Linked DNA regions of Homo sapiens: region 1 is linked to region 2. The links are chromatin loops, found by intact Hi-C in ENCODE. Cell type or tissue: mammary epithelial cell. All regions are shown on one strand.

What was found. Hi-C counts contacts between places; a loop is a spot of excess contacts. Peaks named below come from ENCODE experiments on the same cell type or tissue, not always from the same donor. Only the 100,000 strongest peaks of a DNase experiment are listed, where the experiment ranks them.
Region 1: it touches region 2 in a loop (2.7-fold over the local background); 3 of 110 quality-filtered maps call a loop at or near these places.

What each region holds. Positions count from the first base shown.
Region 1 is chr12:104,344,685-104,349,684 of GRCh38, reverse strand. TXNRD1 (thioredoxin reductase 1) reads right to left here. Exons shown (of 17, transcript NM_001093771.3): 17 at 1-1,332. The coding sequence ends at 1,264. Among named protein-coding and RNA genes, the nearest start is that of EID3, 43 kb to the right of the region's middle. In mammary epithelial cell, no CTCF peak of the experiment used is centred here; a DNase peak (open chromatin) is centred at 2,104.
Region 2 is chr12:105,042,293-105,047,292 of GRCh38, reverse strand. ALDH1L2 (aldehyde dehydrogenase 1 family member L2) reads left to right here. Exons shown (of 23, transcript NM_001034173.4): 14 at 324-394; 15 at 478-583. Among named protein-coding and RNA genes, the nearest start is that of ALDH1L2, 40 kb to the left of the region's middle. In mammary epithelial cell, no CTCF peak of the experiment used is centred here; no DNase peak of the experiment used is centred here.

The DNA.
Region 1 (5,000 bases), 700 kb after region 2:
AGCTGAGATAGAATCCTCAGCCAGTACATTGACAAACACATAACTGAGGCATTAATACCTCTTTATAATAATGCAAGTTGAAATGCTAACAAAGCATAAACACTTCTGCAAAAATTCCACAAGGCACAGTTGTTCATTCAACAGAAAAAGTCAAAACCACTTGGTTTTTAAATGAAAATCCTTCACATCCACCTGTGTTCAAAATATTAATAATAACTTATGATATTAATAACTTCCTTTAAAAAGCAATTACCACAAAACAGCTAAATCATAAGCATGAAAAGACTTATTTTCCTACTAATGTAGTCTTAGAAAGAAATAGATACCCAATGTCATTATTTTTTTTAGCATAAAGCTAAAGCTACCAGAAAAACTTTTAAACAAGTTACGTGTTTTCCATTGCAAATGATCTCAGCTTGCTTAGACCAGCACACAATAAACTAAAGACAGAAAGATATGTACTGTTTCTCCCCCATTTCTGGTGTATGTCTGCCTCCATGACAAATAATGGTGAGAATCATACTATACTACCAAATGCCAGGCAATGGCTGGCCAAGTAGCCATTTCCCTTCCTAAACAGACCTTAAAATAATAATCATCCATCATGTAGCACACAGGGGCAAATTTGGCTAGAGTTGATCGCAGATGTACTTGTTTTGGGAATATATGAGAGAAGAAACTGCTGAGCAGGTCAGTAAAGAACAGTCCATTTCAGCTGCAGGACAGTTCTCTTTCCCGGGACAAGCCTACATAGCCTCCAAGGGAGCCAAACTATCCCTTCCATGCAACAAGACACCTTGCATGGATACTCTAGCCATGACTTGCTTTTGGACAAAAATCAACTGCTAACGTTTTTCATCTCTAATATCATTAACACCATGGAGAAAAAAGAAAAAAATTCAACCCTAGAAAACTTGACAACGAGAATAAGAAAATCCACAAGGAAAGGTCATGCTAAAACTGATTTGACAGTTGTTCCATCACCGCCTACCACATGGGCTTGAGACTGGTGACTTCATGGATGCATCCCTTCGATGCCCTGCCAAATGTCAGCTTCAAGTCTGTCAGTGACCCCAGTGTGATGCTGCCTGCCTTCTATTCACCAACTCCTATCCAAGAGATCCAAGGGGGCCTTGGGCGGTGGTAAGCACAGGACACGCAGGTGCCAAGAGCCCAAGAACCCTCTAGAAAACTTCGCCTTGGATTTGGGCACGGAAACGAGCCAGTGGTTTGCAGTCTTGGCAACAGCATCCACACTGGGGCTTAACCTCAGCAGCCAGCCTGGAGGATGCTTGCCCCAGAGCGCTTGGTCACAGACAATGTTGTGAATACCTGCAGGGGAAGAGAAAGCACAACATCTTCAGATGCCTGAGCAAATGAGGTAACAGGGAACAGTTCAGATAATGCCATATGCATTAAAACCATCTTAGGCGACTACCAAAATGAATAAAACAGAGAAGTAGTATGATCAAGGATATCTTCTATTTCTCCAGAGAATAAAAGGGGGAAGACATTTTAAAACCAAGATGAAAGAGAAAAAAAATTTAGGTTATATCTACTGAAGAATTTTGTTAGCATGAGGATGATTAAAACAGATCAGGTACCCACAGGTGCTTGTCAACCCTCTAAAAGAAATTCACCATAAAATATTTTGGATATAAAGAAGGGTATAAAGTGCCCAGTTAGCCCTGTGTGTGCCACCCCATTGGCCTTTTCCTCCTTTCCCTCCACCGAGTTGGTCTTATCATTCCTAGGCATTTCTTCCTGCATTTCTCTTGTTTTTTTAAGAAGCTTTACCTGCAAATGGCAAGATGATGTAGATTCTTTTGTTACCCTGCTTTTTTGTATCCCATATGGATACAAATAGCTAATTCTTCCATTTTTTTCACTGAATGGAGTTCGAGTCAATCACTATAGTATAGAACAACACATACAGTGTAGTATATATGGTGTATATTGTAGTATTCAATTATTCGACTAGTGAATATGAATCACACATTTGGGCTCCTTCTGCTGGCCATCCAAGCTGTTGCCAATATGCTCTTTGCAATACGATGCTGTGACATTCCAGCACATCTCCTTGCACACAGAGCTGGAGTACAACTGCTGAGTCAGAGGGCAGGTGAAACTTTGGCTTGACTAGATTTTCAAGGTACCTGAACCAACCTATACTCTCATTTGCAGTGACTAACAAGTTCTCCTTGTTTCATATCCTTGCAAACATTTGATGGTTGTGGACTTGACAGTTTTAGACAATCTTTACTTGCTACTGCTCAAGATTGCCTGTACGTAAAAACAAAAATACTTGTGAATAAGGGGGAAAACAGTTTTGTGTAAGGGAGGAACAATACTGAGAAAAGTCTTTAGTCTGTTTTAGCCTCAGAGGGTGACAAAGCCTTTACTTCTCAAAAAAATCCAGACCAAATACTAATGGCCAGTATCTTAAAAAGTTTTAAAATACAAATGCATTAGAAAATATGGATAATTCATATCCAAAAAAAAAAATCATTATAAGAAGAAAGAGGCTCATCATTGTTAGCAAAGATATGCTAAAATCCTTGAAATCGTTATTTTATTATTATTTTTATTTTTGAGACAGTCTCACTCTGTCACCCAGGCTGGAGTGCAGCGGCACAATCTTGGCTCACTGCAACCTCTGCCTCCTAGGTTCAAGCGATTCTCCTGCCTCAGCCTCCCGAGTAGGTGGGATTACAGGCACCTGCCACCATGCTCGGATAATTTTTGGATTTTTAGTAGAGACAGGGTTTCACCACGTTGACCAGGCTTGTCTCAAACTCCTGACCTCAGGTGACCCACCTGCCTCGGCCTCCCAAAGTGCTTAGATTACAGGCATGAGCCACTGTGCCTGGCCAATAGTTATCCTTTTTATACTCATTATAGAAAAAACATTGACACTGAATTTTGCAACATTTTAATTAGCACTCTTATATGCAATGCTGGTGACATTATAAACTAGTACAACTTTTTTGGAAAGGCAATAAAATTCCTTTGTTTAAAAAAAATGTAGGAGTACAGATGAGGACGGGGAAACAATACATGATAATAAAAATAACTGTGTTAGAAAGGGGTATTAAGGGCAATTCAAACATGCTTTCTTTTCCATTTTTATAATGAGGAAAAAAATAAAGAGCCAAAGAATACATTTAAACAAATTCCAGGCTTATCAATTTGCAAGCCTGGGTTCTATTTCTCAGAAACTGATTTAGAAATAGAACTTGTAGGAGATGTGGATACAAAACTAAATCCACCAAAATGAGCTCTTATCTGTTTTTTCTCATATTGATGTTGTTCTTATGTTAAAAAGATGGAGGAAGCCAAACTGCCATCGTTGATCAGTCTAAATAAAAAACTGGCCAGGCACCGTGGCTCACGCCTGCAATCCCAGCACTTTGGGAAGCCAAGGCGGGAGGATTGCTTGAGCCCAGGAGTTTGAGACCAGCCTGGGCAACATAATGCGACCCTGTCTCAAATATATATATATATATTAGCTGGAAACAGTGGCATGTACCTGTGGTCCCAGCTACTCAGGAGACTGAGGCAGGAACATCGCTTGAGCTTGAAAGGTCAAGGCTGCAGTGAACTGAGATCACACCACTGCACTCCAGCCTGGGTGACAGGAACCCTATCTCAAATAAATGAAAAAAACTGCTTGGGTCAATTGACAGATTTCATTCGTACACAACTGTTTTAGAATTTTTATAAAAACATGTATTTTTAAAAAATGAGCAGAAGGGGCAGCCTCCATGCCCTTCCATCCCAACACACAGGACTCGTACAAGGGTCAGGAGCTGCTGGAGGCTTTCCACCTCACATACTCTTATCTGTCCCCACCACTTCCAGCCGCAGAAGGCTCCCTCACTTTAGAGTGGGATTATATTGACTATTAAATTAAAAACAAACAAAAAACACAAAAACTTTTAATATTTGGCACTAAAATTCATTTAAGACATTACAAGGAAGTATTTTCAAATGTTTTCCTCTTGAACTATTGTTTTTCTCCTCTACAAGTGAACTTCATAACTATGTGTAATCCGTTTCCTACTCAATGACTGCGGCTCAGGTGTTCAGAATAAATGACCACCAACCCCATCTCACACTGAATACGGCAAATGCATTGCTAATGCCCCAGGCGCTGAGAATCCCTCTCACACAGGACAAACAAGAGTAGCCTCTCCTCTTACAGCAATTCTAGAATTCTAGTAATTCCCTTTGGAAATTACTTTGCTAAGGAATTTGTCAACTTTTGTAAGTAATTACTCCTCAGAGTCAAAGACTGCTCTCAATTGCCCAGGATTTTTACCAAAGTGAGTCACTGTGCCAGCCTACCACAGCTGGCTCTGGAGCTGCAGCTATTTTTGAGCACTCAGTTTAAAGTAGTACTCAGGACTGGTTTAAAAATTATTATTATTTCTAATTCATCCACTGGACTAACACTTGTGAAATTCACTGACAATGTACTGGGGAAATGAAATTTTAAAAGGCATGTAAAATTAAAACACCATTGTTTATTACTAGATCAGTCACTGTCAAATTATTGTTAAAATTTCTAAACTTTCTTCTTCGTTTCTAGCCTTCTATCATTATGGACTAATAACAAACATTCTGTGGACCACTTCTGAACCGCATTCCCCACAGAATATCACATTCCCCACAGAATATGTCTGGACGATAAAAACAGTGGGTCCAGTAGCAAATCCAAATACTATCCAAGTCAGAACCCAGCATTTGGCAGAGAAAAGAGTTCCTCCTATGAACCCCTAAAAGACTTCCTTGGGATAAATGCCCAGTTAAGTAGTGGGATTGCTGGATCATATGGTAGCTCTATTTGCAGATTTTTGAGGAACCTCCATACTGTTGACCACAGTGGCTGTGCTAGCTTACTCACAGAAGTAAAAAGTAGAACAGAGATTACTAGAGGCTGGTAAGGGTTGGGAGAAGGAGATAGGGAGAGATTTGTTAAAGGATATAAAACTACAGCT
Region 2 (5,000 bases):
TCCTGTCCCCATTATTAATATAGGGATTCTGTTACTAAGGACAGAGGGGAGAGTGGATAATAGGCAGGCAGTTCACATTCTCTGCCAGGCCAAGCAATTAGGAATGGACTAAATTAGAATTATGTTTATTCTTCTGTGTTTCATGGTTCTCTTGAGAAACAAATAGCTGTTCCTTCTTTGGCATGAATATAGTTCTTATCAACAAACGCTCTTTTCATATCAGCTAACAAAAAGTAAGAGAGGAAGACAGAAAATGGATCCTTTGAGATGAAATTTACTTATTTAAATTAGTAAAATAAGTATCAACTTTTCTCATTCTTTAGGGTTCTACTATTCCAATCAACCAGGCCCGTCCAAATCGCAATCTGACCTTCACCAAGAAAGAGCCACTCGGGTAAGATAAGGAGAGTGCCTCTGAGTGAATCATGAGTTGTGTTATTTGAAACAACTAAGCATGTCGAATTTCTTCCCCTGCAGTGTCTGTGCCATTATTATTCCCTGGAACTACCCGCTGATGATGCTGGCATGGAAGAGTGCTGCGTGTTTGGCAGCAGGCAATACCTTAGTGCTCAAGCCAGCACAGGTAAGGCCACAAAGGGCCAGGTGCAGAATTGCCTCCTCTCTTATATCCAGTACTTCAAAAAAGTGAAATATATTTATAAATAGCAAACAAAAATGAGATGGTATGGCATTTTTCTCATATATCATGGACAACTTTTCATGTCAGTAAATATTCATTTTTAATAGCTACCTAATACATTGTATGGAGATTCCACAATTTAAAATTTTCATAATAATAGAAGCAAGCATGGTGCACATCAGTGAAGTCCAATGACTTTCTACGAACCAATTCAATTCTTGCAAAATGCCAAGTGCCCAACAATTAGGGAATTATTTAGAGTAATTATCAGACATCAAAAAAAGTATTATGCAGGTATTCAAACTTAATTGTCAAAAATATTGTAAAGGCGGAGGTTGCAATGAGCCGAGATCGTGCCACTGCATTCCAGCCTGGGCAACAAAGCAAAGACTCTGTCTCACAAAAAAAAAAAAAAAAAAAAAAAAAAAAAATATATATATATATATATATATATATATAGAGAGAGAGAGAGAGAGAGAGAGAGAGAGAGAGAGAGAGAGAGAAGATGTAGAAGATGAGGGAAAAGCATGTAAAAGAATGTCTGTAATTATAAAAATATATCCAGATGGATAACAAGAAAATACTTTTAAGAAATAGTTCAGGTAGTTTTCAAAAAAATCTCTTAATGCTACAATAGCTTTTTAAGAAAAAAATATGGCAGCCAAGTTAACACTGGCTGAGCTTTTACTATATAAAGTGCACTATGTAAAATTAGAAGAAAAATAAACTTCTTACTTGGGTTTCTGTTATCTGCAGGTAACTTTACTAGGTAGTAGGCATTCTGAGGTGCATAAGTCGTGGAGTAAACTTGGTCTTTATTCTAGAAGTTTATAATTTGTTACCTCTCAACTCTTATTTCTTCTTTCAGAGTTTAAAAAAATACAGTTTCATTTGGCATAGCTACATGGTCATGTGGCCACGGCCATTTTGTTTTAATCATTAAAAACGATTTTATTTGAAAAAGTAGGTATACGTTCAAAGTTTTCAAAATTCAAAAGATACAAAGAGGTAGATAGTGAAATGTCTCCCTTCTATCATTATTCCCCAGCCAAGCAGTTTACCTCCCAGAGACAACCAATGTGATTGTTATCTATTAGTGGCTTAGATATCCCAGAGATAGTCTCTACATATATATGTGTATATTTATGAATATGTAGTTTCATTATGTATATGTAGAGAGATATATATTATTATATGTAGATATATATAGTATTATATATGTGTATATGTATATATTGCTAATTAATGGGCATAAAGTTTCAATTACTGGCCAGGCAAGGTGGCTCACACCTATAATCCCAGCACTTTGGGAGGCCAAGGCGGGTGGATCACTTGAGGTCAGGAGTTCAAGACCAGCCTGGCCAACATGGTGAAACCCCATCTCTACTAAAAATACAAAAAATTAGCTGGGCATGGTGGCGGATGCCTGTAATCCCAGCTACTCCAGAGGCTGAGGCAGGAGAATCGTTTGAACCCAGGAGGCAGAGGTTGCAGTGAGCGGAGGTTGCACCATTGCACTCCAGCCTGGGCAACAAGAGTGAAACTCTGTCTCAAAAAACAAACAAACAAACAAACTTCAATCATGTAAGATGAATAAGTTCTAGAGGTCCTCTGTGCAGTATTGTACCTATAGTTAATTAATACTATATTTTATACTTCAAAATTTGTTAAGAGAGTAGAGCTCACGTTAAATGTTCTTACCACAATAAAATTTTTAAAAACACACACAAAAAGTAGCATTCTATATACTTAGCAAAAAAAAAAATTCTAACTTTTTTTAGCAGTTTCCATTGTATAGATAAAACATATTTTACTTAATCAATCCATAATTATGGATATTCAGATTTTTTCTCCTTTTGCTGTATAAACCATGCTACAGTTAATAACCTTATAAACCTTGTAAGTATAATGCACATGTGCAAGTATATTTATAGTATATGTTTCTAATAGCAGAATCCCTCAGTTAAAAGATACATGTATTTGTGTGATAGATATTGACAAATCCATCCATGGGGGTCATATTAGCTCACCAGCATTATACAAGAGTACTGTCTCCCACTCTTGTTTAATAGGTGCACAACCCATTAAACAGCAAGAAGCTAGTTGAGTGAAGTGAGGAGACAGGTAATCTAGCCCAGTAGAGCTCCACACTGGCTGTACATTAGAATCACCTAAAGTTCTCCTTTTAAAATGCTGATATTGGGCCCCACTGGCAGAGATGGGGCCCCATATCAGCATTGTAAAAGGAGGGATCTGATTTAATTGGTCTGAGTTGGAGACCACGCATTGGTATTGCTTAAAAGCGTCACGTTTTTCCAAGGCACAGCCAGGATAGAGAACCACTAAATGAAATCCAATGAGTGCTAATCACTGAGGAATGGCAATGAGTATATATAATGTCCAAAAATTACAAACATTCTTTGAGTGCATACCAGTTGCCAGATAGGTAGTAGTGATGAAGATACACAAAGTTTCTGTCTCCATGGAAATTACAGGCTGGCTCTATCTGCAGTTTAAAACTGGCAGTTTTATAGTTGAAGATAATTTAAATCCTGAGAATGAAAGACCCAAAGGTGCCATTGTTATGCTGGACTTTTTAATTTTATTGGATAATATTATGCAGTGATGCATTTATAATATTAGGGCTCTGTGTGAAAGTCAAGAGGACTGAATTGAGATGACTCCTCTTAAACCTGTTGTCTGCTTTGTTATATGTGTGAAAGATTCTCTCCTGGCTTCATACAAAAGAAAGCACAGATTTTCATGGCCTAGTGTGGTCTGGTCCAGGTGTGACAAGTTCTGACTTTATTAACCTCATTTTTAGCAATGACCTACACTTGCCCAGAACCATACTAGAGGCTTTCCCATGTATTATGCAAACCTATAATCCTGCAGGGACACTGGATAGCCAAATGGAAGAAAACCAATAAAAATGAAAAGAGTTGTGATGGAGATGAAACCATTTATTTTATTTATAAATCACATTTTAAAACCTTTATATTCTTACTTTAAAAGAATTATAATTAATTCAGGATAGTTAGTTTTTAAACATCTTTCTAATTATGATGGTTTCATACCAAGGCATAATCAGATATACTTGGGCTAGGATCATCTTCAACTACACTAGATGTAAATCCACTATTTCAACAGTGTTGATAACTTCAAATATTTTGGGCCAACTTCTCATCGAGTTAAGTCTACATTGACGATTTACAAACCTCACAATGTGACTGTCGTGGATCTGTTACTAGAAGGAGGAAAAGTGGTGGCCCTGCCTCTTTCTTGTTTGTTTGCTACCATTATTATTTATTGTGCAGTTTCTATGCACATTTTTTGGCCACTTGTACATTTTACAAAGACAAGCTTAATTAAAATAACAACATAGCCTGTGAACCCATGTAATCAGGCCTGTAAACTTCATCAGAGGGCAATCTTCTGAAGGCAAATGAGCAAGGGAAGGAACCACTGCCACCCTCTTGGTCTTGTGAGCTCCTATTCTTTCCTGGGACACTGCCTGTACCTTTGTGACCCATGACCATATGACCTTCATTCAGACTGTGTGAGAGCAGCGTTATCCAGCCATACAATAAATGTTAGTTATGGTTCATTTATTTCATATCTTTGTCAGCTAAAATATATAAATAAAAGTTCCACTATTTTCTTTTCCCACCTCAATGGATCCTCTTGCACACCCCATTTTTAGAGTCCAAGCTAACCAAATACTGACTTAAGACTGAATGGACGTTGGTTTTTAAGAGTGTGAAGGTATTGCTTTCATTTTGCTTTGGAGATTTGCATTGCTATAATAGATGTTTAAGGTGAGATCCATATTATGCCACTTTTTATGTGAGAAAGAAGGGAAAATAAGAAAATATGTATTTGCTGATTTGAATAAAAGGAAACAGGAAAGATAAACTAGAGACTAATGAAATTATCTATAGAACATGGGATGAATGGGGTGGAAAGGAGGGTGGGAGAACAACATTCTCTGAATGGATGTTTTGAATAGTCCTGACTTTTGGAAGCATAGTCCCCATATTTAATGACAGCAAAGAAAAGAAATATAATCAACAAAGATGGGGCCAAAACCCTAAAATTAAATATAAACAAAACAAATTAAGCCATATTTCAAATGAATAACATGACCCCATTGAAGAGAATGAGGAAGCATGAACCCAAGTCACTTTTGACTAACTTTGGACTATATGTCCTCAGGATAAAGGCAACGCAAAACAACAACAACAAAAAAACCCAAATACATATTAAACTCTAATTAATAGGCTTCTTTTTCATAGGGACATGGCTTAACAATTCTCAAATTACTTTCTCTATGTTTTAGGATTAAGCAAATAAGTAAATG